2 separate regions of the Homo sapiens genome follow, and region 2 is linked to region 1. Evidence: chromatin loops called from intact Hi-C (ENCODE). Cell type or tissue: PC-3. All regions are shown on one strand. Each heading gives the region's core, and the rest is flanking DNA. Links, peaks and the distances in the headings are about the cores only.

Region 1 (16,352 bases), core at 3,964-11,963:
GCTTGGGTCCCTTGATATGTATCTCATTAATAATGTTTGTAGTGTATGTTTATGCTAATGACTGGAGCCGAATGTTCAGACAGGTATAGTGTGGATAAGGTAATGAGATGCTAGACTAGAAAAGTTTTACATGCTGAGGAGAATATTAAAGAGGTTTCAGATGTCTCTGGAATAATTTTCAGTGAACTACAAACAAAAAAGTATATCTTATTTAGGAACAGAATGAGTCAAATTATGATCAATTAGGTATTGTGTATACTGCTTTCATTTAGATTTGTTCACTTAGCTCTTTATAAATTTCTTTTTGGCTCTAGTTTTCTTCTGAAAGCAAAGCAAATAGCTCCTGATATGTAACATAAGAACTAGAGATGAAATGAATATTGGAATTAAATAAGAATTTATCTCCTATCTTATTATTTACAAACAAATATCAGTTATAGCCATGACATCATATCTAGTATTCAGGAATTCAGCAGTAAATAAAGTTATGTCTGGGAAGGACTTTTACTTTTTTAATTGTTCTGGGGAAACTTAGAGTTTTTGTGGAGGTGTCTGAGGGACCAGACTCCACAAAAGTAAAATATTTGTTTCAAATCATGTAAGTAGATAGTGGCAAAATCAGCATCATTCTGTATTCTAGTACTTGGGCTTTTATAATTAGGTTTTGGCTGGGCGTGGTGGCTCATGCCTATAATCCCAGCACTTTGGGAGGCCGAGGTGGGTGGATCACTTCAGGTCAGGAGTTCGAGACCAGCCTAACCAACATGGCAAAAACCTGTGTCTACTAAAAAATAGAAAAATTAGCCAGGTGTGGTGGCTTGCATCTGTAATCCTAGCTACCTGGGAGGCTGAGACACGAGAAACGTTTGGACCCGGGAGGCGGAGGTTGCAGTGAGCCGAGATTGTACCACTACACTTCAGCCTGGGCTACGGAGAAAGATCCTGTCTCAAAAATAAATAAATAAATAAATAAATAAATAAATAAACAAATGAAATTAGGTTTAAGGTAGTTTTTCCTCATAATAATGGAAATTATACTAACTATACTAATTTTAGGACTCAGTTAATGTTTAGTGTCATACCTCTGGTGATAACCAAAACTCTTAGAGAGAATGTAAGCCAGATCTCGTCATTTAAAGACCCCAGCCCTGTTTTTAATAGTAGTTTCATCAGAACTATAGTTAGGGATCCAGGCCAGTTTCCTTGCAACTGGATGGGACACAATAAAGCTCCTGTGTTTCTTTTTTATCACGGGGAAGTGAGACTACCAGAGAATATTTAGAGGTCAACTCAGAAACACTGTTTATTGATCTGAAGCTACGTTTGATGGTATCTTGTGGTAAATTGGTTTAAAAAGAAGGACTCTTTGACTCCCTCCCCAAGCCTAAATCTTTCTTTAAGTCCCCCTATATGAAACAGATAAAAGCAGTAATGCTTTGGTTGCTGCAAATTGAGGAAAGCATATGGGGTTGCATTCTGGTGTGGCGTCTGAGGTTACCATGGAACTTTTTAGGGCAGCATTTCCAGTTGCGCTACCATCATAGGAAACTTTTATTAAAAAAAAATTCAGAGATTCAAATTCATTAAGCCTGGATTGGTTCTGAGAAAATGCATTTTTGAAAAGCACCCCGATTACTTGTGATTTTTAACCTGATTTGGGAGCCGCTATCTGTAGTGCCTCATGGAACAAAATTTAAAAATCAGTGACCCAATTCAAAGTAGTATTTAGCCAGCTATTGAGTTAAGAACATATCTGAGAATTTCTCTGTTAGTTGGTGGAGACCCACATAAAATGCTTATTATACAGCACTCAATGCATATTAGTTATTGTTGTTATAACTGAAGACTGTTTTGAAAACCATTATTACATGAGAACCAACATTGATTTCCCAGAGTTCACTCAGAATTCTTTTAGGGTGTGGTATAGTTATTGCACAAGAAGAAAATTAAGCAAAGGCAAAACAATCTAACATTTTAAAACCAAATCTTTGAAATACCCATTGGTTAGTAGTCACATCTTTAGGATTTACTAAAGGATAAAAAGGTCCCTTAAATAGCAGTTTCTTTAATCAAATCCTAAGTATGAGAGTTACTACTAGTTAATAGAGATACTGTCTTTGAAATGGTATTTAAAAATAAAAACCAACCAAATTTATTACCTATTACCAAAATCTGCTAGAGAACTCTTAGAGCTGAGCAGATACAGATAAAACTTTGATTGCAAACATAGGTGCAACCCTAACTCAGAATTTTCAGTTGGCCAGGTTCTGGGGGCAGCAAACATGTGAAGCTTTGAAAGATTAAAACAAATGAATTTTTCGTTAATATTTTCAAACATTTTTTCCCCTATATAGAGCTGGGCTACTGGACCCAAACAAATGAGAAACAAGGAATACAGGATAAAGAGATTGAATTTGTCTCTTTGTTCATTCATGTAGTTAACAAATATTTATTGAACATTTACCATATGCCAGAGATTGTGCTAGCTATGATAGGCTTAGCAGGTAATTAGAACTAAACTATATGATGATGATGATGATTGTTTTTTGAGACAGGGTCTCACTGTTTTGCCTAGGCTGGAGTGGAGTGGCACACTCATGCCTCACTGCAGCCTCGACCTCCCACCTCAGCCTCCAGAGTAGCTGGGACTATAGGCGCGTGCCGCCACACCCAACTAATTTTTGTCTTTTTTTTGTTGTTGAGATAGGGTTTCCCCGTGTTGTCCAGGCTGGTCTCAAACTCCTGGGCTAAAGTGATCTGCCTGCCTTGGCCTCCCAAAGTGTTGGGATTACAGGCCTGAGCCACAATACTCAGGCATGATTATTTTTGTATGCTGCTTTTTATCTTAACATGAGTATATTTCATTGTTATAACATGTATTTTTAAAATGACTTAATTGCTGCCAAGAAAAAATAGTTCACCCTCGATTATAGGGGCATTTAGACTCCAGTTTTTTTGTTGCTATAAATAACTGTACTGATCTTCTTATACCCATCTTTGCATAAATTTTGACAAAAATAGTATTACTTAGATATAGTATGGAAACCTTTGAAGTCCTTGATATACCTTGCTAGAGGTTGTAGTGATACACTCCGAACAGCAGTGCTTGAGTGTACATCCTTGGCAATTTGGGGTAGTTTCACTTAATATAAGTAATGTAGCCAAGTTGACAATTGGAAAATGAATTTTTTTCTTAAAAGATTTTATTGATGTAAAAATTAAAGGAAAATGAATTTTAAAATTGCTTTGATTAGCAGTTTTTTTTGAATACTAGTGTGGTTGCACAAGTTCATTCTGTATTTTGGCTATAGCAACAGTTATAACAAGTAATACTTGTTGAACACTTAATGTGTATTAGGCATTGTTCTGAGTACTTTACATAGAACATTTATCTCATTTAATACTCACAACGCTGTAAGATAGCATTGTGAATAAGTAGCTTTTTCAAGGTCACAGACACAGTTATTGTAAGTAGCAGGACTGAGATTTGAATGCAAGTGATCTGGCCCCAGAGCCCAGAATCCTTTTTGCCAGGTCATGTCCTCATTATTTTTTCAATATTTTGATAGTTATTTTTACTGTTTTATGCTAATAGATGAATTTTTCTGTCTTAAAATATATTTTTTCTGATAATGTCTTCTGTCTTCCTCATAAAACATTAAAAAGAAATTAAAAAGTTCTCCCTGTGAGAACTTTTATCCCACCCCTTGGGATAATCAATATTAAGAGTTGGATGTTTGGTTTCTCGAGACATTATACCTTCATCTTCTTACCTGCTGTTTTCTTTCCTTACTTTCTGATCCTCCATATAATGGGATATGATATAGGCTGTTCTCTTATAAATAAATAATAGAAAAACTCTATTATTTTTTTTTCAAATTGCTTTGTGATGGTAATTCAAATTGCATTGCTCCTTTCACTTAATGGGATAATAAATATATTTGCAGACAATATTTACTGCTTTAATAGATAACTGTTAAGCTACTGTAAGCTTTAGAAGGTCTCAAAGACAATACAAGACACTAGAGGAAAGTAAAAGTACAATTCCTACTCTCAGCAGGAAAATGAAGTACAATTTAAGATGTAGTAAGAGATATAACAAAACTATGTATAGTACCAGACAACTAAGTAAGAGATACTAAAGAGCTAATAAAGAGCATTACTTGATACTGTATATGAAATATGACTGCTTGTTTTGATTTTAAGAGTGTGATATTGGGTGTTCATAGATGGATTTTTAAATTTTATATAGGAAATAAGTAAGATATATTTAGTATTGAATATTGATATTTAGTATTGAGTAGTGCTGCTGACCAGATGGAAGAACATTTGCTTTGACCCATCTCAGCAGTAGAGCTTATCTGTTAGATGAGGTGTTAACTGGATTTTCATATTTTTTTTTTTTACGATTCTGTGATACTTTCTTAACTCATTATTTGCTCACATACTCTTATTCATTATGTGTGATTATGGAAGTGGCAAATGCTGGCTTGGATAAAAAAGGGGAAAAAACTTTATCCTCTTTGTGAATCTGTGAAAAATTGTTTGAAATAATTATAGTTGATTTTTCTAGAATGCATGCTTTATACAAAAGAAAACTGAAAGTAATCAGCGAGTCAGGGACAAATGTAAAATAAAACTTTTGGGAAAATTCTTTTGATCTTTTCTTTTCATGAAGATGGATTACTTTATAAAAATTAAAATGTTGTTTACATGCCTCTGTGATAGGTAGTGCTGCCCAGAATACGTTAAGTGGCTTTTAAATTTTATTCCATATCAAGGTAAATCTTTAGAGCAATAAATGTGGCATACCCTGATGGAAGATCACTTAAAAGAATGCTGTATTTTACATATTTAACTTGTATTGCTACAGAGTTCTGAAAAGCATAACCTGTTACATAAATGGTAATTAATGCAAATGAGTATATCATTTGATTTTACACTTTGAAGTCTAATGAAGACACTGTACATTCTCATTATGAGAGCTACTTAATCTGAAAGTAACTAATTAAAATAACCAAGAGAGGCTTCTTATATACAGAACTGGTTGATTCATGAGATTTATTTACTAGTATTGGAACCAATTACCTGATCTGTGCTACGAATAATAAGTTTGCAGTGTCCTGTTATTTTGCAAGCTTTTCAAATTCTCTTAATTAGGTCAAGATCAATGAGTATGTCTATATCTTACTAAACCTATCTTATTATTAATGGTAGTAGTTGAAACTTTTTCTAACTTGGACTTGATAAGCATTTTAGTAAAAATTTCTTTTTTGCCTTGTGATTCTGGTCTTATAATGAAAAAATGATAATGTCTTAAAAATGTGTTTCCCCATTATAAAAGTCATTTGTATTCATTGTAGAAAAGTTAGAAAATGAAGATAAGGAACAGGACAAACACGAAAAACATATGTAATTTCACCAGTTAGAGATGGTTGCTGCTTACATTTTGGTGTGTATGCTTTTAGACTTTTCCCTCTGTCTATATATATTTTTTGTTTCATTGACTAAATGAAAAACATATTCATTCCACAATTTTTTAAGTGTCTGTTATGTGCCAAGTACCAGGTTCTCTTATTTTCTTCCTTTCTTTTTGTTGAATTACTTATTCTGGTAATTATGCTTTTGTCAATAGTACATACATTCTTGTTCTCTGCCTGTACCTTTTCATGACAAATTGTTCTTGGTTTATGGTTGTGATAGCTTCTTGAATCTCTATGAGAATACTAGTTAAAAGCATATTTAAAGTTATCTTTCTCTTCCTTGAATCATCTTTCTTCTTTATGTTTCTAGTTTCTTCAAATGTGTGGTGATCCTTGGTTGGCTGTGCATTTGAAACGAGGCAGAGAAGCTGCTTGGAAGCTCCATGAATGTGGGCTGGGTTTGTCAATTTCTGACCTTTGCTTTATGATAAGCAGTTGTGCTTAGGTGCTCTTCCCTCACTACCCATTTGGTTCAGTTTCTTTTACTTTCTTTCTTTTTTTTTTCTGTTCACCCTCCCACCCTGTTTCAGTTTCTTTAGAGAAGAGCTCTCTGATTTTTCTTTTCTTTTGCTTGAGGAATAACCTGTGTGTTGTGTGTATGAGTTGTGAGAATTTAATTGTTGTACATAGCTAAAAATAACCAATCCCTCCTTTTCAGTCCATATGTCACTGTAGTCATCCTGTGCACTTGATGTTTCTGGGTCTGGATCTTCTTTGGGGTTTTGTAAAATAGGCACCTCCATCTGTGAATCCTGCTACCTCTGTGCATGCTTCTCAGCACTTTTCAGTACTTCTCCGTCTATTTCTTGTCAACCAGAAATTTATTGAAATAGTGCATCTGCTGATGCTCTTTTCTCCTTCCCTTCATTATCTTCATTGTTATAGCCATTTCTAATAAATTACCCTAAAATTACCCCAAAATATAACAGTTTAAAATTCAAATATTTACTGTCTCATCGTTTCTTGGGAGCAGTGTGGTTGGGTGAGTCTTTTTTGTTTTTCTTAAATCCATAGCCTCAAGCATTTATCCCTTGTTACAAGCAATCCAATGATACTCTAAGTTATTTTGGAAAGTACAGTTAAGTTATTGTTGACTATAGTCACCCTATTGTGCTATCAAATAGTAGGTCTTATTCATTTATTCTTTTTTTTTGTACCTATTAAGCTGGGTGATTATGGTTCAATGTCGTCTATCAGATTGCAGTCAAGCTGTTGGCCAGGGCTGTTGTCATTTCAAGGGTCCACTTCCAAGCTCATGTGTATGGTTGATGGCAGGCCTCAGTTCCTCAGCTGGCTGTTGGCATGAGACCTCCATTTCTTACCAGTGGGGAGGAAAAACTTTCCTGTACCCACTTAGGTTCAATAGTTAGGGGCCTACAAATTAAACTGACAAAACATAGATTAGCAAGAGAAAAAACAAAGTTTATATGTGTATGGAAGCACATAAAAGAAGTGGCTTACAAGATGGTTGAAGTTAGTATTCCTAACTTAATGGGACTATGCCTAAAGTTTGTATTCCTAACTTAATGTCTCAAGTTTGTATGTCTAATTTAATGGTGGAAAGGGAAGGTGGAGAATAGGCTTCAGTGTAAGAAAAAAAATGGAATTCTTTAGGAAGGATAAGTGGATTTTTAGAGGAACAAATAGGAGGTAAGAAATGTTTGTTTTTATGGGGGGGAATGGTCTTTTCCATCTTCTTCGTGGCCATAAACTCCTGGAGAGGGGATTTATGATAGTTTTACTCTCAGTCTTCTTTCTGGGAGTGAAGCCACCTAGAAGAAAGGATTTATGGTAGCTTAATTCCCGGAAGTTTCTGCTTTTAGTCAGATAAGGAAAGCTCTGAACAGCCACCTTTCTGCATTTGTTGACTCTCAAATGTCTTCTGGTTAAAATAATCTTCATACCAGCTCTGGGGTTCCGAGTGGGTTCTCACAGCTGCCTGAGTGTCCTCACCATATGGCAGCCAGCTTTACTTATAGCAAATGATCTAAGAGAACACCCAAGATAAAAGTAGTAGTCTGTTTATAATCTAATCTAATCTAGCCCAAGAGGTGACATACAATCCACTTCTGCCATATTCTATTTGTTGTAACATATAAGTCTAGCCCAAACTTAAAGGAGGGGAATTAAGCTCCATCTCTTGAGGTTAAGAGTGTCAAATAATTTTGTGGACTTTCAGGACATATTTTTCAGGACCATATAGCTTTATACTTAAAAAAAAAAAAACTCTGCTATTATTTCAGTAGTGTCTTGGGAAGAATCATTCTATTGTATGGAACATTCCATTGTATAAGTGCATCATACTTTGAAAATTTCTGTGTGGTTGTAAATTTAGCTTGTTTTGAAAGTTTTGCTTTTATAAGAATACCATGATAATATTATTCTAAATAACTTTTTTGAATGAGTAATTATTCATCTGATAGCTTATTATAGGAGTTTATTGCTATGGTCTGTATACTCTAGAATACATTTATGGAAATATGCATACATTTTCTTTGGAGCAAAATCCTCCAGTATATTTATTATTGTAGCAGTTTTTGTAGTAAAAACTACAAACAGCATTTTCTGAAATAATTAATGTATTTTAATGATTTATTGAATAGATCTGAACAATTGTCACTTTTGATTTCATTTTGGGATCTTATGACTTCGCTAGATGGCAGCAGAGGACCAGGTTTAATTCAGACTGCTTTTGTGAAGCAGTAGAATTCTAATGGTATCCAGTGCATTGGACATCTATTTTATAATACAACCCAGAATATTAGCTGGGGATTATTAAGAATTTAGTAAGGATTAGTGGGATCATATATACAGCATTACTGAAAGCATAGCCATTTTGACAATGTTGGTATGTTCTTTTGTGCATTGCATCTGAATTATTATATTTGCAAATGACCTTAAAGTGCCATTTTGGACCTTTTTTGGTAAAAACAATGTAGCCGTATTAAAGTCCCTAGAAGTGTTTTTTCTGTATCAGGAAACTGAGACATTCTTAAGTTGAAATCTCAGAAGGGAAGAATGATATGAAGATTCTCTTTTATCCCATTTGGATTTTTTTTTTTTTTTTTGCTCTTAATTGTGTTGGGAGCAAAGGAGTCTAATAGAAAAACATGATGTTGGAATGTAGCTCTTTTATTTATAGGCAGTGAAATTTATGTTCATAGGATAGAAAAGTTATTTGACTTGTATGTGGTATATGAGGAACAGTAATTTTTATATATGTGCCCTAATGATATATTTTGGGGAAAAAATTCTATAACCATATGTTTTAAAATCATATATAGGATTTTTATTTTCTGGAGGAACTACATTTGGTTTTTGCATGTTTGATGGTAATTTGCTTCTCAAAAGGCAGTAACATGTGAACTAGGTAAAGAAATCAGAAAATGAGCAATTCTGACAGTGCTTTTAAATTGTGAAGTCTGATTTGAAGATTATATAGGTGGCCCATCTTAGTATAGTATCACTCTGGCTTTCAGCCCAGATTTAATGTTGCTGCTATTTTTGCTGGCAGGTGAGCTTCCTTGGACTCATTTTATTTTAGTAACATTTTTGAATTTAGAAATTTAATTTTTAAAATACTTTTGCATGGGCAGAAAACTAAATTTTGTCTCCCTATGAATTATCTAGAATGGCATTTAGGTCTTTTACATCTTATGTCAGCCTGATAGAATGTAAACTACTGGCTAGAGTTGCAGGATATAATATATAACTAGAACAAATCAAATTGCTGCATAAATTACAGCCTTTAAGCAGCTGAACTTTGAGACTGCTCTATGATGTGGCCTTGGTAGTTGCCTTAATGTTATGAGTCCATAATATATTTATTTTTATAGTCTCAGTAGTATTAGCTGTTGAAATTGGTGCTTCTAGGATTTCTCCTGGTACTTTTATGTGAACTTGAACAAAGACTAGTAGCAACCAGTTAATTTCTAATAGTTTGATTCATTAAGAATTACTTACTAGTGTTAAAAGGAAAATAAAAATGGAGGTCACAGTTTAGATAGATCCCAAGGCCAACTGCCTATAACCCTGTAACCCAAACTCAAGTCATTCTGATTCCCCTGAAACACTATCTCTACTTATAAAAGAACCACAAAGCATGAGGTTTACATCTTTGCCAGCATGATTCAGTGAAATTAAACCAATCAGCTATAGACAAATATAAACAGCTCCACTTGCATTAGAATAATGTTAGTGTCTAATGGCCAGTCACGAAAAAGGTCAAAATACTTTCTCCTTTATAAACTGCTATAACTCCTGTGAGGAAGCTTCTTATGACTTGAAGTTTCAGATCTCAATCTGTACTTTTTGCATGACAGTGAGCTTTAAAATTTTTCCTAACTTGATCTAATTTTATGTTTGATACCAGTAAATGGAGAAATTACAACTCTCTTAAAACATTTGGTGCACTTAGATACGGTTTTGTTATTTAGATTTTTCCTTTGTGCATGAAGCAATATTAAATAAAATCAAGCATCATCATGTTGTACATCTTCTACATGTGTTTTTAATTCTCTTTCTTAAAAATACCTTAATTGTGTTATTAGCACATTTCTAAATTTAAAATAATGGGTGATCTTTATAGTAAAATATTTATGGTAAAGTATAATGCCTGTGTTAAAAGTAAATTTATTTCAAGTTTCTTGTAGATTATTAAAATCCCTTTCAGTAAAATTTTTTTCTGAAAATGTTCATTGTTCTATAGAAATAACATGAGAGTATGAAAAAGATGGTGCTTGCTTTAAAGGAAATTCCTAATTTCTGACAAGTTTTAAATGGCTGCTGTTTTGACTACACACTCAGAGCTGCCAAATACAATATTTTGATATGTGGTCAATTTCAATGGCAGTAAAGTTTTAAAAGGAAAAAGAGTTTGTGTGTATTTAAGAAAAGAAAATTGAAGATGTGGTTCATGCCCTAAAATAGGTCAAAATCTAATGAACAATATGAAGTATAATTGCATATAAATGACATGACATAGACTCTAATAATGTGGGAGTTCTTAGGAGGATGATGAGTGAAGGATGAGTAACAGGGGTGAGGGGAGCAATGTGAAGAAAGTCATGAGGTAGAAACAGCCTGAGCTGGACCGACCTGATTAATAATTGATATAAATCCACAATCTTTGTAAGCTCTTACAGTTAAGGCAGTTAGGTGCTTATGAGAAAATTGTTACACTGGTGGCTGCATAAACCCTTTGTTTATATTTTGAAGCATGTCAGAGTTTTAATGATTGCTAAGCCATAAGCTTCTGATTTAAACTTTGACTATGATGTCAACTCCCACTCCTTGAATTGTTCTTAGGAGGCTATTAAAATGGGAGATCCTTTATCTCAATCTTCTTGAAGTTTAGGACCACCTGATTTGCTGAGTCAGTTGGTTAGCCCCATAGCCTTTGAGGCCTTAAAAGAGCTGTTTTTTTTTTTTTGGAAATCAGGTAAAGAGTGTGGTAAGAGACTATTTTCCATAGTGATACAGAAGGCAGGGAAATGAACACTCTGAGGAATAGTTGCTGTGGCAGTGGAAGAGGAAGCACTTCACCTACTTATGTGACTGGAGGAAGAAAAAGGTTGTGATGGCACAGAAAGCTAAGCCTAAGGGGCTTTCCCAGCCGGAGGCACAGGAAAACCCTATAGTAATTCTCTCCCAGTCATCCTTCCCAACACTTTATTTCCCATTTTCAGTATAATTAAAAGACTGTTAGGTGAACCTTTTTTGGGACTTAGTGAAAATTTTACTCAAAGTAGCTTACTTTTAGCATTCATTCAATGAGTCTAGCCAATAGTGAATTTCAAAGGTTGCATAATATAAAATGTGAAAATTAGAAGACTGATTAGAATTAACTTGTGATCATACTTAGTTTTTCTTTTCTTCTTCTTCTAGTACTCTTTGCTCTTTTTAATCCTAGTTAGGATCAAAACAAGCACATTTCTATAGCTAAGAAGAGAAAATCTATTGAATATAACTTTTGGACAGATTCTTCAGTGAAAACTTTTTTTTTCAGATTAAAAGAATTTTTAAAATTCTTTTGCTTTTTTTGGACATCTGCTGTCAGGCTTTCCATTTTCATTCTCTCTCTCTCTTTTTCTTTTTTGAGATGGAGTCTTTCTCTGTTGCCCAGGTTAGAGTGCAGTGCCATGATCTCGGCTCACTGCAACCTCTGCCCCCCAGGTTCAAGCGATTCTTGTGCCTCGGCCTCTTGAGTAGCTGAGACTACAGGTGTGTGCCACCATGCCTAGCTAATTTTTGTATTTTTAGTAGAGATGGGGATTCACCATGTTGGCCGGGCTGGTCTCAAACTCCTGACCTCAGGTAATCTGCCTGCCTTGGCTTCCCAAAGTGCTGGGATTACAGGTGTGAGCCACCATGCCTGGCCCTGGCTTTTCTATTTTCTTTTGCAATTTGAGTGTTAAGGGTGGCTTGAGGTTATTTAGTCTAGTGCTTCTCACAATTCTATGTGTATGTGAATCACCTGGAAATCTTGTTAAAATGCTAATTCTGATTCAGAAAGTCTAGGCTGGGGCCCAAGATTCTGCATTTTTGACAAGTTTCCAGGAGATGCTAATGCTATTGGTCCAGGGACCACATTGTAAGTAGCAAGAATTGACTCCGTTTTCTCAGGTTATAGATGAGGATATCAAAGCTAGAGAGACCAAGTGGTTTTTACAAGGTCCCATACCTAGTTAGTAAGGGTGGACTTTTAATTTTTAATCCGATAAAGTCATATTTTTCAGCATAAGGAAATACTTAAAACCAAGAGAAATCTTCCTCTTCCCCTAAATAGATGGCAGCTCATTTGTTAAACCAACTTTATTCAATTTGAATCTTTAAGATGTGTCTTAAGATTTTCTCTTCCATCCTTATTGCTTTTGAAGATTTGAAGAAAAATAAATAAATGGATACATTGATTTATTTGAATGTGTCTGTATCCAGTTATTAGAGTCCTTACTTTCTGGACTTTAGATGATCAGGAAACAGGTTTAAGTGACCTTAGGAGATAGTAAAATATATTATATTCAAATCTAGTTTTTGAGGTAGAAGCTTCTTGCTATGGTAGGGTAAATCATGTTTTTATTTAAAGTGACTGTTAATGTACACTTTGTTTTCAGACATTTACAAACTGGAGGAGGTAATGTAACTAGTTTTTTGTGTCTTTGGTAGTGCCTGTATGAATACTTTTTGCTCTTGTCTGTGAATCTAGTCTGGTTTTTCTTGTGCCTTAGGAAATTTTAGGATTGTCGCAGCACTGGAGGTGGGGTATAAACGTGTGTAAGTGCATGCTACTTGGGAGATATGGGACTACATAAGAACCCTTTCAACCCTTGATAATTCCATAATTCTCTAATTCTTTGAAGATTGGTGAAAAGGAGGAGGAAGCATATTCTATCCCACGGAAGTGGCAGTTAATGAGATGCATGTTGCCCTTAGCAAATGAATTTAGTCCTAACTTGACAATTCTTTTCAAAAAGTGAAAGATATGCTTTGATAATTTGCTCGTTGCACTTCCCCAAACTGTTAGTTGATTTTATAAATTTGTAGAGGGTGGAGACTTTATCAGTCAATTTTTATTGTTATGACAGTTATTATATTTCTTTTTGGTAGATAAAGGAAACATGAACCCAAGTAGATTTAATTATAATTTTATTTAAGTTATCATTTTACTAATCTTTATTTTAATGAGATAGATTGTGGGACCAAAACATGGTCAATGATAATTTTCCATTGTGTATTATAGCTTTCGGGTTTATTGTGTATGTACCATTATTGTTAGTAAATCTTAAGAAATTCTTTTGGTATATTGGGATATTTCAGGCTCTGGGTTTGTTTTTATCATTCTAATGTTTAGAAAACAAGCTCTTAGACAGATTGAGACCTACCTGATTCAAGTTTTTAAAATATGAATTCTCTGTTTTGAGTTATCGCTCATTCAGTGCAGCGTCTGATTTTACAAAATTTACTTTGGTTATACCTATTCATAGAAAAATGAATTAAGGAACTATTTTACTATAGTTGTTGACTGCCTTTGTGTAAATATGTTTATATGTTTGGGTGTGTGGTCTGTGGGTAACCTTTACCAAGAGTTACCTGTGATTCATTTCTCTATGTTTCAAAATTTCTGTGTTCACTTATCTCTTTCTCTTCTGTGTTCAAAAGGGATGGCTTCCTGTTTCCTGTTTATAGGGTTCTTAAACTAATCCTTTCTGTTTTATTCAGGGTTTTGTTTTATCATTAACCCCAACTCTAACTCTTCTTTGGATTGTGTAAAGTAGTACTAGTAGCAGCTGTAGTTGTAGTGGTAGTAGTGGTAGTCGTAGTACTAATGATATCTAGCTTTAATTAAGTACTTAATTAAGTACTCTGTGCCTTGGACATAATAACAATAGCTGATACTATATTACTGTGTATTAATCACTGTTCTAGTATCTTTTATATATTAACTCATTTAATTCTTTTCTTTAATTTTTAAAATTGTGGTAAATTACACATAACATAAAATTTACATTTTAACCATTTAAAAATATGCAGTTCAGTGGTATTAAGTACATTCATATTGTGTGCAACTGTCACCAACATCTATCTTCAGAACTCTTTGATTTTGTATAACTGAAATTCTATACTCATTAAACAGTAACTTCCTATTCTCCCCATGCCCCCTGGCAACCACTGTTCTCCATTCTGTCTCTGATTTTGATTACTCTAGGTACTTCATAGGGAATGATACAGTGTTTGTCCAGTTGTGACTGGCTAATTTCACTTAGCATAATGCCCTCAAGTTTCATATGCTGTAGCATATATCACAATTTCCTTCCTTTTAAAGGCTGAATATCTTTCCATTTTATGTATATGCTGCATTTTGCTTATTCATCCCTCCATGGATACTTGGATTGCTTCAGTGGTTTAGCTATTGTGAATAAGGCTGCTGTGGACATGAATGCAGTAACTCATTTAATTCTTAAAACTGTCTTAGGACAGTTTAAAACTTCTGGTGAGGAAACAGACACTTAGTCAAGTAACTTGTGCAAAGTTACATAATTAGTAAGAGCTGGTATGGGATGAATGGTTCTTAACCACTATAGTAGAGTGCCATATAATTTTCTATGCTGGTACCTTCTCTTTTGCCTACAGATATCTTCACCCCTCTTTGCTATATGTTAACATGTAATTAATGGTATGTAGTACAAATACTTTTAATGCTAATGTTGGCAAATGAACAGTTCATTTTATTTATTAGTGTTTGTTGCATTTCAACTATACTTCAACCCAATTACAAAATGAAGTTGAAACTCCTTAAGCTGGATTTTAACACTCCTACTTGCTCCCTGTATGCTTCTCTTTCACCATGATGTGATCATTTATTATATGTAGTAGCTATATAATTCCTGGACAAATTGGAGTGATAGAGTGCTTTGACTAGGACCTGTTAATTGGAGTATGGGAGATTTCATGGGAGTTTTGAATAGGAATTTGAAGATATGTATTTTGAGACAGGCTGGTGTAGTAGTATAGCTACATGGGCTTAGAAACAGACATATACAAATTCCTGAGCAGTGGAGGATGGCAAAATGAGAGGAGAATAAGCAAGTTGCAACTGTGAAGTTAAAGCATATAGTTAGGAGTTGGACCTTCATAATATTGGATGAGATTTTTGGTTCCAGTCTGCCTGCTTGATTTTTAGGGATCTAGATAGCAAGCACTATTGAGTCTGGAATTACAGGCTCTGGAACTTGGATTTTTCATCAGAGCCCATAATTATAGCAGTCATACCATTGACAGTTTGCAAATTAATTTTTTAAAATTGTTGAGTAGTTTGGAAAAAATTTGCTCCTTCCTTACACTTGGTATTTAATATGTCATTAATTTTGTGGAATAAGAGAGAGGAATCTAGAAACTGACACTGGGCCCCATGCCCTGCCAAACTCTGTCATAGTGTTGCTTTTTAAATTGACAGATTTACACAAGACTCTAAATCTTGATGGTTGAAGGGACTTTCTTGAAACAGACTTTGAAGACGATTAATAATCTGTTAATAGAAATAAGCACACACGGTACTTTGATAAGGCTTGAGATTTTTTGATTCTTTATGGTAGGTATCTCTACGTCTTCAAAATTTACTTGTGATGAATTAACTAAAATTAAAATGAAAGTTACAGTCTTTTGACTGTCGACTTTTCTATAGACATAATTTACCCAGTACTGTTCATTAAGATTAAACTGTTTAGATAAACAGGACATAGTAAAAAATTTGTGGTAGAAGCCACATATAAACTAAAGATGGCTATGCTTATGTAGAAGACATTTAAATGTTGGCAAATTGTCCAAATCTTCAGTGGCATGCTGCTGGCCTGCCGTTTAATATACAATTAACATTCTAAGATCAAAGACTAGTTAGATTAATTTGACAATTAAATTGGTGAAGAAGTGAATAGGCTTTGCAATTTAAAATTAAATAATACATGTTGTCTGCTTAATTACTGTTGTGTTCATGTAAGTGATCACATAATAGAAGGGAGCTGTGGGCTTAAAGTGAATTTAAGACCATAAAGCCATAATCAGTCACATCTGTTTCATGACTTTAAGTTGATGTGGTACGAGTGTGAAAGAAGAGCTCATTCTTTGAAGAGGCCTGCTGTACTTACAGAATCAATAAGTCAAAACAAAAATAACTGTAGGGTTAGAATCTCTTATATTGCCGAATGAAAATTTTGATAGTTTTTGGTAAAGAGATTATGTTAGAGCTATGTTGTCATTTCACTGACTGTTAGCAGCAGTAAAAAGTCAAAAAATGGTTAGACAGTGTTACTGTGTGTGTGTGTTCTTTTAAATTTGTTAATGTGAAACTGAGGATCTTAATATGAGTCCATTGAA
Region 2 (16,352 bases), core at 5,379-13,378, 90 kb after region 1:
TTGCTGTATGCTGTGTTAACTTCTGTACTTTCTATCTTTTAAAATTACATTGCTATGGGTTTTTTTCTGCTATTGTCAGTCTCCTATTTTTGTTTTCCCTTTCTGTTGATACCTCTTGTTTTCTGTAACTCTCACCTTTAGTGAGGTTTTATATCAAAGCGGGCATAAATACATGTTTAGTCTACCATTTATCCTAAAATCTTTGAAACTTTTTATAGTGTGGTGTTGCATCTATTGGTTCCTATTAGCCAACAATTCAAGTAAATCAAGAAAGGGATAGTTGAGTGAAAGGGTGAGTGTATATAAAGTGGAGAACAAGTCCTGATGAAGCACAGGCAAAGCCTGTTATCCATCCTCTGGTACCACAGAAATATTCCAAAGGCAAATGAATGGCAAAAGATGATGAGGATTACTAGTGGATCTACTTGTGAAAAAACTCCTTGGCCCAACTGTGTTTGGTGCTAGTTACTTAAAACTTAGCAAGAAGTTTATTCTGCTGTGTTACATTAATTATAATGAGTGAATTGAGGTTGAATAAAGGGTAGAAGATGTTAGTACTGTTGAAAAAAGAAGATATATCTATAGATATCTACATATTTGAGACAGAGTCTTGCTTTGTCGCCCAGGCTGTAGTGCAGTGGTGCAATCTCGGCTCACTGCAACCTCCGCCTCCCGGGTTCAAATGATTCTCCTGCCTCAGCCTCCTGAGTAGCTGGGACTACAGGCACACCCCACCATGCCCAGCTAATTTTTGTAGTTTTAGTAGATACGGGGTTTCACCATGTTGGCCAGGATAGTCTCCATCTCCTGACCTCGTTATCCACTGGCCTTGGCCTCCCAAAATGCTGAGATTACAGGCGTGAGTGTAATTAACACACCCGGCCTAATTTTTTGTATTTTTAGTAGCGATGGGGTTTCCCCATGTTGGCCAGGCTGGTCTTGAGCTCCTGGCCTCAGGTGATCCACCCGCCTCAGCCTCCTAAAGTGCTGGGATTACAGGTGTAAGTCACCGTGCCCGGCCAAGAAAGAAGATACTTTGAATCCTAGCAAGTTATTGAAGAATAGTGATAAAAAATACTATATTAAGATGATGATTCTATTGAGAACAAACTCCCAAAAACCAGCTTAGGAGAAAGTTTTATTGTTTAGCTTTTGATTTAATATTCTACTTTCAGAGACATAACCATGTAACACATTCATAATTGGACATAGTTTACTTATTACTTTTATAAGAAGGAAAAGTTAATCAGTGGTTTAATCAAGGAAATAAAACTTAGGATATTTGTGTTTATAAAGAAGTACACTAATATCTTATTTTGAGTAAGACACAGAGCAGTCATTAATCATCATGAAAGCCTGGATTCAAACAAAGTAGATTACCTTGCATTTACAGAATTATAGAACATCAGAGGTTATCTAGTTCACTCACTGGTTTCAAAAATATAAACTCCAATGTTCTAGGTTTCTGTGAAGTGCCTTAGGTGACTGCATGGAGGGATAGGTTACTAGGTCAGCATTCTGTTTCCATTGCAGTGCTGCTGATTTACTAATATTACTTTTATATATTGTGCTTGTAGATGAGATTATGTTTTAAAAAGGGCTTTAGCTGCTAAGTAAATGATGTTCGAATCAACTGCTTTTTTGAAAGGTCGCCAGTCATCTCCTTTAATTAAAAAATCAAGATAATTTTCACCCTTTTTTACTGGATCATTTAGCATTAGTCTATATTCTGTTCACTCTTTCTTGAAATACTTTCTTTTATGGCATCTGTGACACCACATGCTCCTGATTCCTCCTAGTCTTTTGCCATTCTTTGCGGTCCCTTTCGAGCTCTTCCGTCTTCTACCAGCCATTGAAGTTTGGTGTTTCTCGGGGCTCAGTGCACCAGATTTCATTCTTTCTCATGCCCTACTCTTTCTAGTAGTCTCATCCATACCTATGAATTTAGTTCATTTTTATCAGCATGTTACTCAGACTTCAGATTTCTATGTAAGCCCCAAATTTGGTTATCTTTTTGCCCACTCTGATACTGCCTTTTGAATTTCTCAAAAACATCAGAAACACAATACAGACAGTTCCCAGCTTATGATGGTTTGACTTATGATTTTTCTGTGGATAGTAATGCCGTTGTAAGTTGAGAAGCATCTGCATATCAAAGACAAACTCTATCTCTATTTCTGAAATGATCAAATAAGCAGACATACAAACTGGTTCTTTTCCAGCATTTCCACCTCAGTTACTAAATGCAGTTACTTAAATCAGAAATCTAGCTGTCATCTTTGGCACTGTCCCCTTCCTTCATCTCCAAGTCTTTCTTTATCTTTTAAGTATCTCTTAAATTATTCCCTTTTTTCTCCATTGTCACTGCTACTACTCTAATCCAGTTTGTCATTCATTGCCTCTTGCTGGAACCACTACAGTGGCATCCTAACCAGTCTTACAGCATCCATTCTTGCCTCCCTCCAATCTTTTCTTCACTCCTTTTTTTTTTTTGTTTTTGAAATGAAGTTTCACTCTTGTTGCCCAGGCTGGAGTGCAGTGACGCGATCTGGGCTCACTGCAACCTCAGCCTCCTGGGTTCAAGCAATTCTCCAGCCTCAGCCTCCTGAGTAGCTGGGAATGCAGGCCCGCACCACCACACCCAGCTAATTTTTGTATTTTTAGTAGAGACGGGGTTTCACCATGTTGGCCAGGATGGTCTGGATCTCTTGACCTTGTGATCCGCCCACCTCGGCCTCCCAAAGTGCTGGGATTACAGGCATGAGCCACCACGCCTGGCCCAATCTTTTCTTCTCTCCATATCGAGTGATCTTCCTTAATCTCTAGTGCTTTCTCCTTGTTCTCAGGTTAACCAACATTTCTCAGGAAACCAACATTAGATTTGGAGCCAGTTTACTTTTTTCTTTATCATATTTTGCCTTTTGGTTTCCCTGTGTGTTTTGCTGTTGATTCAAAAATAACTTTAATGTTTTTTATTTAAAGGTGGCTTAATTATATTATTCACAAACAGTGATATAAACAATAATATAAACAGTCAATTAGTCAGTTTGGGGTGCTGTAACAAAATACCATAAACCGAGTGGCTTATAAACAACAGAAATTTATTTCTCACAGTTCTAGAAGCTGGGAAGTCCAAGATCAAGGTGTTGGCAGATTCGGTGTGTGGTGAAGGCCTGCTTCTTGGCTTATGTTGTGTCCCACATGGCAGAAGGGGCAAGGGAGCTTTCCTGGGTCTCTTTTCTAAGGGTAGGAGTCTCATTCATGAAGGCAGAGTCCTCTTGACTTAATCACCTCCCAAAGGTCCCACCTCCTAATACCATCACATTAGGGGCTTAGGATTTAAACATAGGAGTTTTGGAAGGGACACAAACATCAGTCTGTAGCACAGTGTTTTAAAAAAATTTGAAATGTAACCTATACTTGACAAAAATACTTAAATATTTGAGAAAAACTTTGGTATTTTCTTCAAAAGGAAAAAATTATCTGTTTGTTTTCAGTATAAACCTATTTTCTAAGGTTTAAGGTTCAAGCTTTCCTCAAACAGAAATGATCATTTTTAAAAAGAACCACTATCAAATTGAATTTTCCATCTCATTATCAGCTTCTGTAATAAACTATGTTTTATTAGACTCCTATCTATATGGTTTTCAGTTCTGTGATTACACTTCCATTTTGAATTGCTAATTTTTGGCCATTCGTCACTTAAAAATGAATATTTTAACGTGATGATTTGGTATTTTAATATGCAGGTATTCAATCTTTTACATGATAGCTATTAGATTGTTTAATTTACAAAGTTGGTAGTAAAATGAAATCTTATTTGTTTACTAGCTTTTATAAGTTGATTTTAGTGTAGATTTATGTAGCATATTACAGTTTTACATGTGGAAATAACATTAATTTTTAACCTTTTGAAAAATCAGCTTTGATTTTACTTTTATCATCTGGAGAAACTATGTTTCTAGACAAGAATTGTATGCCATTAATCTATCACTATGAAATAAAAACAGAATAGTGGATTGTATAATTGAAGTAAGAATAAAAATCTTGAAAATATTTTTGTTTTATATTTAGAAAAATGGCTTTTCTTGTTGTACCCACTAACTCTACTATGGTTAGTAAAACATAATTGTTTCTATTGAGTCTAGAGTTATTTACTTTCAAGTAGTAGAGATATAATTGTTTTTTAATGTTTTCATCACTATTTTGATTTTCCTATAAGGTGGTTCAGCTTGATTTTATGTATCTGGTATTCATCAGTTTGCATAGAAATTTAGAGTCAGCTTTGATTTTAATATTGCATTCTTTTGAAATATTAATATTTTTATTAAATCTTTACTACTGCCAGGTATATTGAATGTTATGGATAGATTGTAAAATGAAAATTGGAATTAGCCTAATGCCTTGTCTTGAAGTACATGACAAATTAGAATGGTTTTCCTCTGTAGCAAGGATGTTACCATGGTGAGAGCTTCTGTTTCCATGACATTTGCTTGCATATTTTGATAGGTCTTCATTTGAAGAAGGGCTCTGTTTTCTGGCAGGCTGCAAAAGTGTCATTCTATCTTTTCTCAAAATGTGTTACTTTTATTGAAAAATATAATTTTCCAAGGAATTGTAATAGCAAAGTGCCAAGAAAGAAAATATACCTTATTTTATTTTTTTTTCCTTGTTCATCTTTTAGAGCACAGCAAAATATTCTTAGCTTGCTTTGTGTAAGGAAGAAAAAGCAAAACATCATTTTCAAGTTTTTAAAATAAATATTTACTTTTTTTTGAATTTTGTTGGCAAAATAAACAGCTACAGATGCATAATTTGTAATCAGTCTCAGCTAGATATAGATATATCTGTACAACTAAAAGGAATTGCTAATGATGATATATTGGTAGCAGAGAAAGGGGAAATAAATATAAATAAGGACTTCACAAAAATGAAAGAAGCGGTGAATTCCTAGAGGGTAAATATACAGAATACCAAATCAGTTCTCATATAAATGATACATATTAAACACTTAATGAATTAGGGATAGTTCTTTTTATTAATAACTTATGTTTAATGTTGAAACATTAATGGTAGATTTTTAAAATTGTCATTTTACAGTGGTATAATTTTAATTTTTAAACCAGATAATACAATCACGTGGTTCAGAAATTTTAACATGTATTTAAAAAATACATAGAAGAAAATTTCCCTCTCATACTTCTTCCCAGTTTCTTTATATATATAGAAGCAAATACAAATGTGTGAATACATTCTTATTTTCATTCCACTTTTTTAAAAAGATAGCATATTATTTTACACTTTGCTTTTCAGAATTTGTCCGGGTATATTTTTAATGTCTATTTTGTTAGCGCTCTGATTTAGGCATCTAGGGAGACATATTGGAATCATAGCAAAAAGATAGGGTTTATTAATTGATATTTCTTATCCCTTATGCTTATAGCAATTCCACATTTTAGAAGGAAATATTTAAAAGCACACATTTTGTCTATGTAGGGTCAGAAAATTGATTTTCCTTTTGTTGTCCAAGTTCAGTGATAACTTTAGTAGCTCTTTCTACTGACAGACCAATTCATTCTGTAAGAGCTACAAACTGAAATAGTCTCTAAAGAATATGTATTTATACATGCTATTTCTTCTGCCTGAAACTATTTTCTTTTCTATATTACTCCCATTTATCCTTCAACTATCAAGTTAGATGTGCTTCCTTGAGGAAGCCTGGTTGTATAGGTGAGCATGACTCTCCCCTGTGCCTCCACAGTATTCCCATTGGCCTCAAAGCACTTAACGTGTATTAATTTTTAGTTATTTAAACATTACCATTTCTCTTACTAGATTGTAAGTACCATGAAGACAGAGACCATCTCTGTCTCATTCACAGTGATATTTTTAGTGCTTGTAGCAGTAGGGTGAATATTAAGTACTGTGCTGTACGTGTGGGCAATCTGAATGTCTGCTGCTCAGATTCACTGTACTTTCTCTTGTAGCTACTTAACTCATCCTTATTGCCTGTATAATTCTCAGCTTAAATTTTACTTCCCCTGGGAAATTTGTTTTTATCTTTTTGACTGTGTTACATTTCATTTTCTCAGCTATTATAGCACTCTGAACTTCATCTTTCATTAAATTCTTCACAGTTTTTTGTAACTGCTTATTATTTGTCTGAAACCCCCATTATCTTTATCTTACTGTCCTCTAGCACAGAGGTTGACACAGGCTTAGCAGTTGATCAATAGGTACTGGTTTAAAAAAAAAGAATGAATGCATACTTTAGATCAGTGATTCTCAACTGGCATGATTTTACTTCCCAAATAACATTTGACAGTATGTGGGGACATTTTTTATTATTTTGATTGGCCCATAGAGGCCAGGGATGCTGTTAAACCTCCTACATTGCACGGAACAGCCCCCACAACAAAGAGTCAACTGCCCCAATGTCAGTAGTATTGCTGTTAAAGAACCCTGCTTTAGACTGTGGATTTCTTTGCTTTCTCCATATTGTCTTAGATTTATAGATTTATAAATGTATAGGGCTTTTGAATATACTTGAACAGATATCTTAACCATTTTGTCTTTTTTCTTTAAATTCTATATTTTGTGACAATTTAACTTTTTTGACGTATAGAAATTGTATGTATTTAGGGCATACAGCTTGATGTTTTGATATACATTGTGAAATAATCACTACATTCCAGCTAATTAACATCTGATATCTCTGTCTACCTGCCATTTTTGTACCCTTTGACCAGCATCATCCCATTTCTAGTTCCTTCCGTTTCCAGGCAGCCACCATCCTAATCTCTGCTTCTATGAGTTTGACTAATTGAGATTCCATGTATAAGTGAGATCATGCAGTATTTCTCTTTCTGGCTTATTTTTGCTTAGTACAGTGCTCTCCAGCTCCATCCACGTTACCACAAATGGCATAAATTACTTTTCTGGGGGTAAGGCTGAATAATATTCTGTTATATGTACACCACGTTTTCTTTAACCATTCATCCATCGCAGGGCATTTAAGTTGCTTCCATATCTTCGCTATTGTGCATAAAGCTGCAGTGAATGGGAGAGAGCAGATATCTCTTCATGATCCTGTTTTCAATACTTCCAGATACATACTCAGAGGTGGGATTGCTGAATCATAGGGTGGTTCTGTCTTTAATTTTTTGAGGAACCTCAATACTGTTTTCACTAATGGGCTGTACCAATTTACATTCTCACCGAAGTATACAAGGGTTCACTTTTCTCCATATCCTTGACAACACTTGTTATTTCTTGCCTTTTTGATAATAGGCATCCTCGTAAATGTGAAGTGCTGTCTTATTGAGGTTTTGATTTGCATTTCCCTGCTGATTAGAAATGCTGAGCAGCTTTTCAATAGGTCTGTTGGCCATCTACGTTTCTTATTTTGAGAAGTGTCTATTCAGGGCCCTTACCCATTTTTAACAGGTTATTTGTATTTTTAATATTGAGTTGTATGATTTTATATATTGGATATTAACCCCTGTGGATGTATAGTTTGAAGATTATTTTTTCTCATTTCATAGGTGACCTTTCACTTTGTTCATTGTTTCTTTTGCTGTGCAGAAGGTTTTTAGTTTGATATAGTCCCACTTGTCTATTTTTGCTTCTGTTGCCTGTGCTTTTGGTGTTATATCCAGAAAATAGTTGCCAAGACCAGTGTCAAGAAGTTTTTCTTTGTTTACTTCTAGGAGTTTTACAGTTTCCACTTTTGTGTTTAAATGTTTAATCCATTTGAGTTGATTTTTGTGTATGGTGTGCACCTTTTTGTCTTTCCATTCACCCCGTACAATGTGGTAGTTAGTATATATTTTGGAATCTGGAATAAAATACTTGGGTTCAAATATCTTTTCTACCAATTTCTTTATGACTCTGTTTTGTGATCCATGAGAAAAGGGTACTATGTTAGATTGAACTACCTCATGGAGCTATTTTGAGAATAAAGTGATTTAAGAACACTCAAACCAGTAACTGGTGAAAAGTGAAAAACTCAGTCGATGTTAGCCCTTAGAAGTTATTGCTGCCTTAATTATTCTGTGTAAAGGGCATAGTAGGGGATAAAACTAGAGAGGATGAATAAGGCTAGGTAAGTGGGCACGGGGAGGTGGTCTTTGGTTGTTAGGTTGAGAAGCTTGTATTATTTTCAGTAAACCATCTAACCAGATGGATTCAGGATCAGTTGTATTTGATAGGGCCTGTTGATAATAGGGATAACAGTTAGGTTGATCACAATAGCCTGGGTGAAAAAGTAATAGAGATAATTGGTGGAATATGGAATTGGTAGAGATCGCATCAAAGATGATTCGAGAGTTTTGAACCTTTCTGGTTAGGAGCATTATGTTAATCAGAAATGGAAATCAGAATGGAGATGAACTAGTTTTTTGTTTAAGAATATAAATGATTCAGTTTTAGATTTAAAACTTTAGGCTGCCTTTAGGGTACTAATGAATAAGCCAGTGCCTGGCATACTTTTATTTGGGAGAAAGTTAGGACAAAAGATGAAGATTTGGGAGTAATTTTCATTGTAAGTGTATTTGGAGTCTTAGAGGAGTGGATGCTGTATAATGTGTAACAGTGAAAAGACAAATAATAGATTCTTGAAGAATGTGCGTTCATAATTGATTCCATTGTTTTACTGTCTCTAGTAGCATTACTGTCTAGGATTTCTAAAGTTTTCTTTAAAAATAAATGCTGTAATAAAACTAATATTATAGTAAGGACAGGGATCTTTCTTAGCTTCAGATGTGATCTTTGTGAAGAAGGCATTATGTCTCAGGTTTTACTGTAGAACCTGGTGATAACTACTCACATTTTACTAGTGGAAATAATAGAATAACATAAGCCTGCAAGGTGTTTTTAGATATCTCTGGTCTAGATATCCTGTTTTAGGCAAGCAAAATGCTATTATTGCATTTTTACAAATGAGATAGATAAAGCCCACTTTGAACTTGCTTAAAATAATTACGTTAGTAGAGGCAAAGAGGGACTAAATACGTTGCTCCTTTGCCGTTACTAATGCTAGCTTCATTTACATCAGGTTTTCTCAGCCTTGGCACCATTGACATTTTGGGCTAGAATTCTTTGTTGTGGGCAGCTGCCCTGTGCTTTGTAGGATGTTTAGTAGCATATCTAGCCTTTAACCACTAGATGGCAGTAGCACCCCCTCCCCACCTCTTGTTCAACCAAAAATGTCTCCACGCATTGCCAAATATCCCTTGGAGGCAAAATCTCCCCTAGTTGAGAACCAGTGCTTTACACCACAAATATATATCATGTATACCTCCAGTTAGCTTCCTGTCCACCTTAGTTTTACAGACTTCTCTTTGGCATATGGCCATCTTCTACCTCTAAGCCAGGTTCTGTTCTCATCTGGTCAACACTTTCTTAAGCATCTTATTTTGCTGCCTGACGTTTACATTTATTATGTTTTTGACTTTACAATGGCAATGGATATCTTGGGTTATATTGGTAATTACGTTTACACCTAACATATCCCCAGTTTTTTTTTGACAGCTCACCTCATACAATCAGATTTATTTCTATAAACTAAGTATTGTATTTATCAGTTAACTATAGCTCTGATAATTATTTTAACCTAGATACATGCTGGTAAATTGAATTATATTACTCTGACTATACACGAGAACATGTAGAATGGTGTTTTTATATCCTTGTTTATAGTTCAGCAAGATTCTGTATTTCAAGTTTGATAAATCATAAATATTTATTTCTAAAAGGCTTATTCAGTTTCTGTATTTGTAATATATTTGCTCTTATTATTTTGGGGATCATGAAAAAGGGATTATTTGGTAGTGATTTATATAATCTTTCATAAATATTGTTAGCTTATTTCATAATCTCAGATATTTCATTTTTAAATTAAGTGTACCTGAGACAGATATTTTTGTAGTAAGTTTTGAAATTCTGTATTTTTAATTATTTTATTAAAGTATTTGAGCATTTTACTAGGTGTTTTGTAGGCACAAAATTGATGTGATTTTTTCTGAAGTAGAATTACATTCTAATGGGTATTTCAATATATTTTACTCATAGAATCTGTGTCATTGTTGAATCTACATTCAATAACTGGGAGCTACAGTATTCTTAAAATACCATTTTCTAGATTAATTAATTAATTTATTTATTTGAGACAGAGTCTCACCCTATTGCCCAGGCTGGCGTGCAGTGGTGTGATCTTGACTCACTGCAACCTCTGCCTTTCAGGTTCAAGCAATTTTCCTGCCTTGGCCCCCCCAGGTGGCTGGGACTACAAACATGCACCACCATGCCTAGCTAATTTTTGCATTTTTAGTAGAGATGGTGTTTCATCATGTTGGCCAGGCTGGTCTTGAACTCCTGACCTCAGGTGATCTGCCCGCCTTGGCTTCTCAAAGTGCTGGGATTACAGACGTGAGCCACTGCACCTGGCCCCATTTTCTAAAATTTTATAATCATTAATTTTCATAAAGGTGCTTTGAAATTCCTAATAATATCAAGTCTAGTATTCCAAATTAATATGAATGATTTGATGTGCAATGAGATGAGGAGTTACTTAAGTTTCTGAATTATTGCTGTGTAAAAACAGAAGAGTTGATACATGTTGTTTTCTTATTAGACAAAATTGAGTCTTGATTTCCAGGCAAGAGAATGTGAATGATATTTAATATCTGTTATATAAATAAAATTACATATTAAAGCTTTTTAGAATTTATCATTAGGTACCTATTAGGAGATATTTTAAAACTATACCATCATTCAACTTTTCTAGATTTAATAACTTAGATTGATATTGGTTTCTAAGTGTTCTTGTAGTCACTTACTATAAACAAGTAGGAAACGGAACTAAAGGATGATTTGCCTGTAAGTATGAAATTTCCTTGGCAGAGGTTGCAAATGCGGTGGGATGTGCATAGTGTGTTTCAAGCTACACAAACTTACTCTTTTTCTTGGGCCTATTCTCTCTTGCTGACACTCCTTTCTCCCCTTACTTTTTTTGACCCTTTACTACTGTAATGAGCCACTGTTACTTAAAGGCCTGTGACTTTTCTGTCAAATAAGCTTTACTAGGAAAATGACTATATTTTATCAGATTCTCTTCACTAATGGGTTGACAATGGGAAAATGTTGCAGTTTCAACATTCCAAAAAAACTTTCTAAAGAGATTTATTTGTGATTATCCTGAAGCATGTATGTTACCTAAATAAATCTCTCAGGGCAAATATATGGAAGAAAATTTCCACTGAAAAATTATATATTTGATTTTATACTTACTCATGCTTCAATACAAAACTTGAGGGAAAATAATGTGCATTATTTTCTTACACGTGGCACAGTTAAAAGGTGTTTCCTATCAATTCCAATGATTTTTTCTTTCTTAGCAAAACTTAAATTATATTGAATCGTCATTGTATGGACTTCCGTTTGAAGTAAGCAATCCTGTGATTATGATTTTTGCAGTTTTAAATAATTTATAAAAATCTGTTTGAGCTGGGTGCAATGGATTGCACCCTTCGTCTCAGCTACTCAGGAGGCTGTGGTGGGAGAATTGCTTAAACTCAGGAGTTCAAGGCTGCAGTGCTGTGACTGCACCTGTGAATAGCCACTGCATTCTAGCTTGGGCAAGATAGCAAGACTCCATATCTAATTTTAAAAATTAAATTAAAAATTTGTTAGAATGCAATTTGACTTGGATAATTTAAAAATACTAGTATTGGACACTTAGCAATTTTTCCTTCCTAAGTATTTTTCTTATAATATGGCCCCACCCTCCATAATGCACACACTGAATTGGGAGACTTGCCTCTCCTTTAGCACATCCTATATTTCTCTACTCCTGTTTTTTTGCCCATATTTACTTCATGCTGCAAATCTGCATGAGTGAATATTACCCATCCTTCAAGGCTTACAATGTTCATTCCTCTATAATCAATTTTAAGACACTCAGGTAATACCTTTTCTTTTTTTACTTTGTACTCAGAATACATTTAAAATCCCCAAGTGAGATTTATCCCTGGGTTACAAGGTTGGTATAAACATATGCAGATCAATCAATATGATATACCACAGTAACAGAATAAAAGCTAAAACCACATGATCATCTCCACAGATTCATACAAAGCATTTGGCAAAGTTCAACATCTTTTGGGACAAAAACTTCCAATAAAATAGGTATAGAAGAAAATTTTCTCAACACAAAGGCCATTTATGAAAAGGCCACAGCTAGCATCACAATTAATGGGGAAGAACTAAAAGCTTTTCCTGTAAAATCCGGTACAAGGCAAGGATTCCCCATCTTGGTGCTTCTATTCAACATAATACTGGAGCTACTAGTAAGAGCAATCAGACAAGAAAAAGAAACAACAGGCATCTAAAATGGAAAACAAGTAGTAGAATTATCTCTGTTTGCAGATGACATGATCCTATATGTAGAAAAAGACTGTTACATCAAAAAAACCTGTTAATTCAATAAAGTTGTGGGATGCAAAGTTAACATACAGAAATCAGTTACATTTCTTTACACCAATCGATAACAGCCTATCTGAAAAGAGAATGAAGAAAACAATCTCATTTACAATAGCATCAAAAAGAATAAAATACCTAGGAATAAATTTAACCAAGATGGAAGAAATTGAAGATGATACACATAAATAGAAAGATATTCCATGTTAATGAATTGGAAGATTTACATTGTTAAGATGTCCATACTACCCAAAGTGATACACAGATTTGGTGCAATCCCTATCCAAATACCAATGACATTTTTTACAGAACTAGAGAAAAACAATTCTAAAATTTGTAGGGGACTAAAAACCCTGAAAAAGCCAAAGCAATTTTGAGAAAGAAGAACAAAGTTGGAAGCATCACACTTCCTGGTTTCAAGTTATATTACTAAGCTCCAGTAATTAAAATGGTGTAGTACTGAAATAGAAACATACACATAGACCAGTGGACCAGAATAGAGGGCCCAGAAATAAACCCAAGCATGTATGTTCAAATTTTTGACATGGGCACCAAGAATACACAATGGGGAGAAGATAATCTTTTCAGTAAATGATGTTGGGGAAGCTTGAATATCCATATACAAAAGAATGAAATTGGACCCTTATACCATACACAAAAATCCACTTAAAATAGATCAAATGCCTAACTGTAACACTTGAAACTGTAAAACTCCTAGAAGAAAACATAGTGGAAAAGCTCCTTGATGTTGGTCTTGGCAATGATCTTTTTGATGTTACATCAAAAGCTCAGCCAACAACAGCAATAATACACAACTGGGACTACATGAAACTAAAAAGCTTCTGCACAACAGGAAACAATCAACAAAATGAAAAGGCAGATTGGGAGAAAATATTTGCAAAGCACATATCTGATAAGGGGATATCTATAATATTAAAGGAATTCACAACTCAGTAGCAAAAAACAAAACAAAAACAAATAATCCAAGGACTTGAATAGACTTTTTTTTTTTTTTTTCCAAAGAAGCCATGAAAGTGGTCAACAGGTGGCTGGGCATGGTGGCTCATGCCTGTAATCTCAACACTTTGGGAGGCCAAGGTGGGTAGATCACCTGAGGTCAGGAGTTTGAGACCAGCCTGAACAACATGGAGAAACCCCATCTCTACTAAAAAAAAGAAGAAAAAAAAATGCAAAATTAGCTGGGCCTGCTGGCACATGCCTGTAATCTCAGCTACTTGGGAGGCTGAGGCAGGAGAATCACTTGAACCTGGGAGGCGGAGGTTGCGGTGAGCTGAGATTGCGCCACTGCACTCCAGCCTGGGCAACGAGAGGGAAACTCCGTCTCAAAAAAAAAAAAAAAGGTCAAAAGGTGTATGAAAAGGTGCTCAACATCACCAGTCACAGAGAAATGAAAATTAAAACGTCATTGAGATATTACCTCATGCATATTAAGATGGCTATTATCGAAAATACAAGATAACATACAAAATAGTTGGTGAAGGTGTGGAGAGTAAGGGTGTCCCACTGTTGGTAGGAATGTAAATTGGTACAACCATTATGGAAAACAGTATGGAGGCTCCTCAAACGATTAAAAACAAAACTAATATATGACTCAGCAGTTCCTCTGAGTATATACCAAAAGAAATGAAATTAGTACCTCATAGAGAAATGTATGCCCCCATGTTCATTACAGCATTATTTCCAACAGCCTGCATATGGAAACCACCTAAATGTCCTTCAGTGGGTCAATGAATTAAGAAATTATGGTATATTTATGCAACAGAATATTATTCAGGCTTAGAAAAAAAGATCCTGTCATTTATAACAACATGGATGGAGCTGGAGGGCATTGTACTAAGCAAGATCAGCCAGACACAGAAAGAGAAATGGTGTGTGATTTCACTTACATGTGGAATCTCAAAAAGTTGAGTACACAGAAACAGAATGCAAAAAACACCTATTATGAAGCTACTTGGTTAATAAGCTCTTTTAAATGGGGGAGAAACAAACCCAGTTGGTAACTCATTAATAACAACTTTTGATTATAGGTGATAAACTAATTCTGTACCTCCTTATTATAATTGAAACAGATATAAATTACTCTGTCAGTTCTAACTGTACCGTCTTCTGTGGTTAGAAATATAAAAAAATTAGCAAGCTCAGGTCAGAGGGAGAGCATGCTTTTTATCCCCCCTCTCAGTTGTGGGTATTCAAAGGGATTTGTTTTGTTGAAACTAGAAGCTACTGTTCAGGACTAGGAAGAAGGTTATCAGTGCTGAGGATGGGGGAGTTGGGGAGATGTAGGTTAAAGAGCACAAATTTGCAGTTACGTAGGCTGAATAAATCTGGAGGTCTAATGTACAGCACAATGACTGTACTTAATAATATTGTTTTATATACTGGAAGTTTGCCAAGAGAGTAGATTTCAGATGTTCTTGACACACATGTACACACATACAAGGTAACTGTGAGGAGATGGATAATGTTAATTTGCTTTACCATAGTAATCATTTCACTGTGTATATCAAACATTGTGTTATAATGTTATATACTTTACATATCAAAAAATTTCAATTAATTTTTCATTCTGTTGAGTAAATGCATTCCAATTAGGATACCTATAAAGTGAATATACAAATATATTGATTAGTGTGATTTATTTATATTTACATATTATATACATTAGGAAGTTATAATGCTTAAGAACACAATTATTTACAAAGCTTTTGTTTATTAAAATAATTTTTATAATCTCTAATTACATGGACAGTGTTGTACAACCACCTCCACTGTCTATTTCCAAAACCTTTTCATCATCCCAAACAGAAATCATTTAACCACTAAGCAGTAACTTCCATTTTCTTCCATACTGTAGCCCTGGGTGACCTCTAATCTACTTTCGGTCACCATGATTTTTTTCTATTTTAAATATTTCATGTAAGTGGAATCATACAATATTTTCCTTTTGTGTCTGGCTTATTTCGCTTAGCATAATGCTTTTGAGGTTCATCCGTTTGGCAGCACGTATCAAAACTTCATTCCTTTTTATATTTGGATAATATATGTATATACAACCTTTTGTTTATCTACTCACCTGTTGATGGAGACTTGTATTGTCTTTACCTTTTAATTTTTGTGAAGAATGCTTCAATGAACATTGACATACAAGTGTCTGTTTGAGTAGCTGTTTTCAGGTTTTTGGAGTGTGTACCTAGAAATGGACCTTCCGGGTCATGTGGTAATTCTGTGTTTGGCTTTTTGAGGTACTGTTAACCTTTTATCTATAGTGGCTGCACCATTTCACATTTCTATCAGCAATGTGCATGTTCTGATTTATCCACATTCTCACCAACACTTGTTAGTTTCTGTGTTTTTTTTTCTAAATTATAGTCACCCTAGTTAGTATGAAGTGGTATCTCCATTTGATTTTGATTGCATTTGTTTAATGATTAATGATAGTGAACATCTTTTCATGTGCTTATTGGCCATTTGTATATCTTCCTTGGAGAAATGTTTATTCAAGTCTTTTGACTTTTAAATTTGGGTTTTTTTGTTGTTAAGTTGTATCCATTTTAACAATATATTCTGGATATAAATAGATACATATCCAGGTTTATATCAGATGTATAATTTGCAAACATTTTCTCCCATTCTGTAGGTTGTCTTTTCACTTTCTTGATAATGTTCTGTCATGCACAAAGGTTTTTAATTTTGATTAAGCCCAAACTATGTAGTTTTTCTTTTGTTGCTTATGCTTTTGGTGTCAAAACTAAAAATCTACTGCCAAATCTAAGATCGCAGAGCCTTATGTTTTCTTCTAAGACTTCTGTGGTTTTACATGTTACAGGTTGTTTATTCATTTTTTGTTAATCTTT

What was found. Peaks named below come from ENCODE experiments on the same cell type or tissue, not always from the same donor. Only the 100,000 strongest peaks of a DNase experiment are listed, where the experiment ranks them.
Region 2: a loop joins it to region 1, with 10 times the contacts of the local background. A loop is called at or near these places in 15 of 110 quality-filtered maps.

The regions. Positions count from the first base shown.
Region 1 is chr6:88,862,711-88,879,062 of GRCh38, reverse strand. The region is part of intron 8 of RNGTT (RNA guanylyltransferase and 5'-phosphatase); the gene reads left to right. Among named protein-coding and RNA genes, the nearest start is that of RNGTT, 93 kb to the left of the region's middle. In PC-3, for the core only: a CTCF peak has its summit at 8,144; a DNase peak (open chromatin) is centred at 10,522; H3K4me3 peaks cover 1,158 bases; H3K27ac peaks cover 2,186 bases.
Region 2 is chr6:88,773,807-88,790,158 of GRCh38, reverse strand. All of the region lies in intron 12 of RNGTT (RNA guanylyltransferase and 5'-phosphatase), which reads left to right. Among named protein-coding and RNA genes, the nearest start is that of RNGTT, 180 kb to the left of the region's middle. In PC-3, for the core only: CTCF peaks have their summits at 8,959 and 9,160 (motif pointing right); a DNase peak (open chromatin) is centred at 9,208.